Linked DNA regions of Homo sapiens: region 1 is linked to region 2. Evidence: chromatin loops called from intact Hi-C (ENCODE). Cell type or tissue: GM12878. All regions are shown on one strand. Links, peaks and the distances in the headings refer to the core of each region. The heading gives the core; the rest is flanking DNA. Region 1 has its middle 29 kb from the start of LINC01215. Region 2 has its middle 3.5 kb from the start of HHLA2.

The links. A loop is a pair of places that touch in the nucleus more often than their neighbours do. Peaks named below come from ENCODE experiments on the same cell type or tissue, not always from the same donor. Only the 100,000 strongest peaks of a DNase experiment are listed, where the experiment ranks them.
Region 1: a loop joins it to region 2, with 1.8 times the contacts of the local background. A loop is called at or near these places in 3 of 110 quality-filtered maps.

What each region holds. Positions count from the first base shown.
Region 1 is chr3:108,152,315-108,155,130 of GRCh38, reverse strand. No RefSeq gene overlaps it. Among named protein-coding and RNA genes, the nearest start is that of LINC01215, 29 kb to the right of the region's middle. In GM12878, for the core only: a CTCF peak has its summit at 1,571; a DNase peak (open chromatin) is centred at 1,456.
Region 2 is chr3:108,291,610-108,294,425 of GRCh38, reverse strand. No RefSeq gene overlaps it. Among named protein-coding and RNA genes, the nearest start is that of HHLA2, 3.5 kb to the left of the region's middle. In GM12878, for the core only: no CTCF peak of the experiment used is centred there; DNase peaks (open chromatin) are centred at 360 and 1,295; H3K4me3 peaks cover 1,081 bases; H3K27ac peaks cover 1,228 bases.

The DNA of each region.
Region 1 (2,816 bases), core at 116-2,615, 140 kb after region 2:
CTAACATGGAGTAAAGAAAGAATTAATAGAGTTGGTCCTTAAAGGATGAGTAAGATCCTGGTAGCAGAGAAAAATGGGAAGGACCATTCTGGGCAGAGAAAAAGACACAACGTTCTGAGGTCTGGAAGGGCATCAAGGGATCAGGTGGTGGAGGGAAAGAATTAGAAGACCACTGGGGGAAAAAGAAGAACAAAGTGGAGGGTTTTGAATGCTAGGCTAAGGAGTCAAGCAGGAAAAGTGGGCAAAGCAAATAGGCATAAAATAATAAAATATGATAACAAAACTATGCACAGTGGAGCACAGTTGAGAAAATATGTTGAGCCAGGTCTTTTAGAATTTTTCAAAATGGAAAAGAGAAGCAGCAGAAAGAGGAACTAACATGAGCAAAGGCACTGGGATAGTACTGATGATCATTTATTATCACTATGTGTGTCAGGCACTGTGCTGAGCATCCTACCTATATGATCACCTTTTATTTTGCAGTTGAGGGAGGCATAATTTCCATTCTACTGATATAAAACTGAGATCCAGAGAAGATAAGTAACATGCCCAAGGCCACATAATAGTGGACTTTATATGAACCCATTATGCCATAAAACCTTCAATCTGAGAAATGTAATGATACATGATACATGAGGACAATAGTAAGTCAAGATGGTTAACATGTAAAATTTTTTAAATTGTAAATACCCTTTATTGAGCAGCTACTATTTTGCAGGGAACTTTATATGTGTATTAAATCAATAGCTTGAAGAAAAAATTGACCAAAGTCACCTAGTCAGTAGCAAAGCTAGAAATTTCTCCCACATGAAAAGGGCAGAGGGATCTGGTGAGGGGAGGGAGAGAGGACTCCAGTCATGACTTTTCAGAGCGGTATCAGAGGAAAAACAGCAAAGAAGTTTCGGAAGCTATGGATGACTACTACACTATTCTGTGCCTACTGCCACTGACCCTTCTTACATAATGCAAACAGGAAAAGATCCTGATTCGGGGTCAAGAAGGAGACCCTACTAGATTTGAATTTTGTTGAATTTGAAGCATATTGGAAACGTCCAGATGGATATGCTCAATGAGTCAGCTGCAAATAGCATCAGACAATATTTGGTAAGGGAATATCTTATAATAGGCAATGGTGGGGCAACTGGACCAGAAACTATAACGAAATGTGAAGCAATGGCCAAGCTTCCATTCCTTCGGAGGAGGCAGCAGGGCAAAAACCAAGTCTGTCCAGGGATGCCATGATTTCATCTAGTTAGGAATGAGGAAGTGGCAGTCCTAGAGTTTCAATCTGGGGTAAGCAAACCAGGGATCAGGGCAGAAGAGCTGGTAGGATATCAAATACTAAACTTTGAGTAATGCCAGGTCGTAGAGAATGAGAGGAAGATATGGTCTTCCTAGCGCCTGAGGCTGGTAGGGAAATAGCAAGTGGGTAAGGATACTGAGTGAGATTCCCCCTACTTTTGGAAGGGATCCAAGAAGTCTGAGACATCAGAAAACTCTATGTGGCTCTCAGAAACCATTCAGCAGCCTACAAGCTTTACAAAAGGCGTGCTGATCCAGAGGCGCCCCCTTCAGTCATGTTCATGACATTTTAATTTCAGCAGATGCTATTTAGTCTTAAACTTACTGGGATTCTGAAGAGGCCAGAGGGACTTGCCTGACAACACCGGTTGCTCATGAACAATTAAGCCCGCTCATTTATGTGTTCAGGTAGCCTTCCGGGAGGGGGCCAGGCTGGCACGGTTCTGGCACTTGGGGTAGAATCAGAGCTAGAAATGGAAATCATCTACCTGGAAGCTGTGCTTCAATCCCAGAGTGCATAAGATCGGTCAGCAATAGAGGCTGAGAAAAGGACCAAGGCTTGGAAATGCTTCCCCTTAAGGACTGATCAGAGGAAGGAAACTAAGGAAGATTCATCAGAGAAGTTAAAGGCAACAGAGAAGAATGTAGCTTCCAACGTTTCCTCTCTCTTCTTCCCTCATTTCCTGTGTATCCCATTTATTTTTAGTTTTGATCTGTAACTGGAACAAACCTTCAAAAAGAAAACTGCCCTCTCTGGAAAATGAAGGTAATGATGCCTCCCTCGGGGGGAAGTTGTGAGAATTCAGTGGGATAATGTAGGTGTCTGCATCTATTTGGTTCTCAATCAAATGTGTATTAATTCTCACCACCCCAGCATCACTGCCCACTCTCCCCTTCCCAGGGGTTAACGTGCCTTCGTTTATTAGTCCTTTGCTCTTATCATCAAAACAGAAACAAGTCTGATTAAACTGGGTGTGACTGATTTCTACATACAGGCTTAACAGTGAGAGAGAAAAAAAGAAGCAAGTCTTTGGTTTTCAAATCAGCTTTCACAGTGTATTGAGAAGGTGCTCTTTGGCTATACCCTTTTATGGGTGAGAAAATTGAAATAATCGGCTGAGCAGAAGTGCCTTCTCCAAATTCATAGTTGTAGTCTGTGCCCTGGCCAACACTTTCCCGCCCATTGCTTACCATTTGGGACATTCCAAGAAGTGGAAATAAGCAAGATAATGAATCATTTAATACTGCTTATCCTTCCAATCCTGGAGCAAGCCAGTTCCCCAGAATCATGTGGTAAGATGTCTGTTGCTTAGCTATTACACCCCAGCACTGCATTTTACAAGTGCAAAGGTGATAATCATTGGCCTGTTACCCTCCCCCTTATCAGAAGTAGCTGGTGTTTATGTTTACTGGAGTCACCATTAGTTCCGCTTCATGGACCCACCTTTCCTGTAATACAGCTCATATAGTCTATCTTAGAAACTCACATGGCTTCCAAAGCATAATTCCATTAT
Region 2 (2,816 bases), core at 2-2,501:
TTCATTTCAGGAAGGGGTACCTGAAAGGAAGTAGGATGAACCATTAGGACCCTATATTAGGGGAACCTGTAGGGCCACTGCTTGCAAGAGCTCAACTGTTAGGCTTTGGGATCTGTTACCATTTCAACACCACTTTTGGTTCTCTTCTGCAAAGTGCCTCCACGATGTCTTCAAGTGACTGGGAGAAGAAACGGCATATGAAATATGGTTAATCCTGATTATATCTATGCACATGTACCTACACTAAGGCTCAGGGGAGAATTTAATGTTGGCATTGAACATTTATTAAGTTGGCAAATGTTCTGAGGAAGTAAAAAGTATAACTGTCATGTAACTTGAGGATGTGAGAGCAGCTACCGGTTGCATCCTCAGATCAAATAGGGCTGAAATTAGTCATCCAACTGGAGTCTTTCAGTTGTCGAAATACTGCAGAAGAAAGTGAATTTAAACTCTAAAGCTGAGAGGTGGACAGACATGGCTAAAATGTAGATCTTAAATTGGTCTGACAGGGAGATAAGGAATTACGGTCCTCATATATTAGGCATTTACTGAATCAGTTCAATCAATATTTATTTCCAGCAAAAAAGTCTCCTAATATTTCAGCTATTAAAAACCTTGAGGTGTTAAACTCACATATTCATTTTCCAAGATGCTAAGTGTGGTGCCTGTCATCATTTGTGCATGTCATGCCTTCCTGGCCCATTGTTGCTGTGAAAGGACATAAAGTAATTTAGGCCTAGGCATTAAAGTGGAATTGGAAGATCAAGAGAGGACTGCACTCATACCTGCTAAATGTTAAGCCACAGAAGGTTCCAACAGACTTGGATAACACCTTAAGTCAGAATCCACTGGACTTCAACATCTCTCAGCTGGGAGTACCCTAATTAACTAACAATTCAGAACAGCTCTGCAATTTAGGATTTCTGTCCAGCCAGTGAATTGCCCCTCAAAACAACTTTTTCAAGAAATCTCCTATTAAAAACCTGAACTTGCCTTAAAGGACACTATTTAGTGTTGCCCTAATTCAGTGTACCTGAATTGCAATTCTTTTTTTCCCAAATATACTCTACTTTCTTTGGCATCTGTGTTGATTTTTTTCTTAGTTAATGTAACAACAGAACTGCCACATCAGTGCAGGGACTTCCTGAGGCCTTCTAGATGCTCTCTGTGATCTATTCTTAGTTCTCTGTTTTCCTGGTATTGCTTCATATTCAGGTCTAGAATAGCATCAACCACCTTCAGTTTTGCAGTGAGTTAGCTTTTAAATTGCTTCAAAGTGCTTTCACAACTCTCTTAATGATCATTCTGGGAAACAGCCAGGGTAAGTGATCCTCCTGCTTCATTTAGGATGAAGAAACAGGTGCTAAGAGTGAACAAATGATACACCTAATGAATAAGTGTCAAAGTTGGGCATTACATTAAACATCTGCCATACTCCTCTCACATCCCCTTGGCTCACCTTTTTGTCCTGGACATTGTTGAGGCAACAGGCTCTACACAGGTGCCCTTACCAGCACTTCATCCCAGCTGTACTATGCGTCTGTCTTGCTTGTTATCCCAGGGATTCTCTGCTTTCTAGTGAGACTCCTAAAACAGAGAAAATAAAAACCCTCCAGTGTTAATTTTAGCCTATGGAGGTCAGGCTGTTCCCCTGTTTTCTCTCTGGTTGACAATCCTGAAGTGTCTTCTATGTGGTTCCTTAAAGCATCCCCACCAAGACTAAGCCCCAGTTACCCACAGGCATAGCCAGCTGAACAGCACACTCTTGGATTAGCTCTCCCTCCTTCCTGTTTTACTCTTCTCAAGGGCCCCTCCCCTGTTCCCTGGATTCACTTCCCAAAATAAAATACTTGCTTTTCTCTTGCAAATTTAAGTTCCTTATAGATGGTGGATATTAGACCTTTGTCAGATTCATAGTTTGCAAATATTTTCTCCTATTCTGCAGGTTGTTTACTCTGTTGATAGTCTCTTTTGCTGTACAGAAGCTCTTAAGTTTAATTAGATCCTGCTTGTCAATTTTTGCTTTTGTTGCAATTGTTTTTGGTGTCTTTGTCATGAAACCTTGCCCATTCCTATGGCAGGATGGCATTGCCTAGGTTGTCTTCCAAGGTTTTTATAGTTTTGGGTTTTACATTTAAGTCTTTAATCCATCTTGAGCTGATTTTTGTATATAATGTAAGGAAGGGATCCATTTTCAAGCTTCTGCATATGGCTAGCCAGTTATCCTAGCACAATATATTGAATAGGGAGTGTTTTCCCCATTGCTTGTTTTTGTCAGCTTTGCTGAAGATCATAGGTGTGTGGCCTTATTTCTGGGCTCTCTATTCTGCTCCACTTGTCTATGTGTCTGTTTTTGTACCAATACCGTGCTGTTTTGGTTACTGTAGCCTTGTAGTATAGTTTGAAGTCAGGTAATGTGATGCCTCCAGCTTTGTTCTTTTTGCTTAGGATTGCCTTGGGTATACAGGCTCTTTTGTGGTTCTACATGAATTTTAAAATAGTTCTTTCTAGTTCTCTGAAGAATGTCACTGGTAGTTTGATAGAAATAGCACTGAATCTGTAAATTGCTTTGGGCAGTATGACCATTTTAATGATATTGATTCTTTCTATCCATGAGCATGAGATGTTTTTCCATTTGTTTGTATTTTTTATTTCTTTGAGCAGTGTTTTGTAATTCTCATTGTAGAGATCTTTCACCTCCCTGATTAGCTGTACTTTTGGATATTTTATTCTTTTTTGGCAGTTGCGAATGGGATTGCCTTCCTGATTTGGCTCTCAGCTTGGCTGTTGTTGGTGTATAGGAATGCCAGTGATTT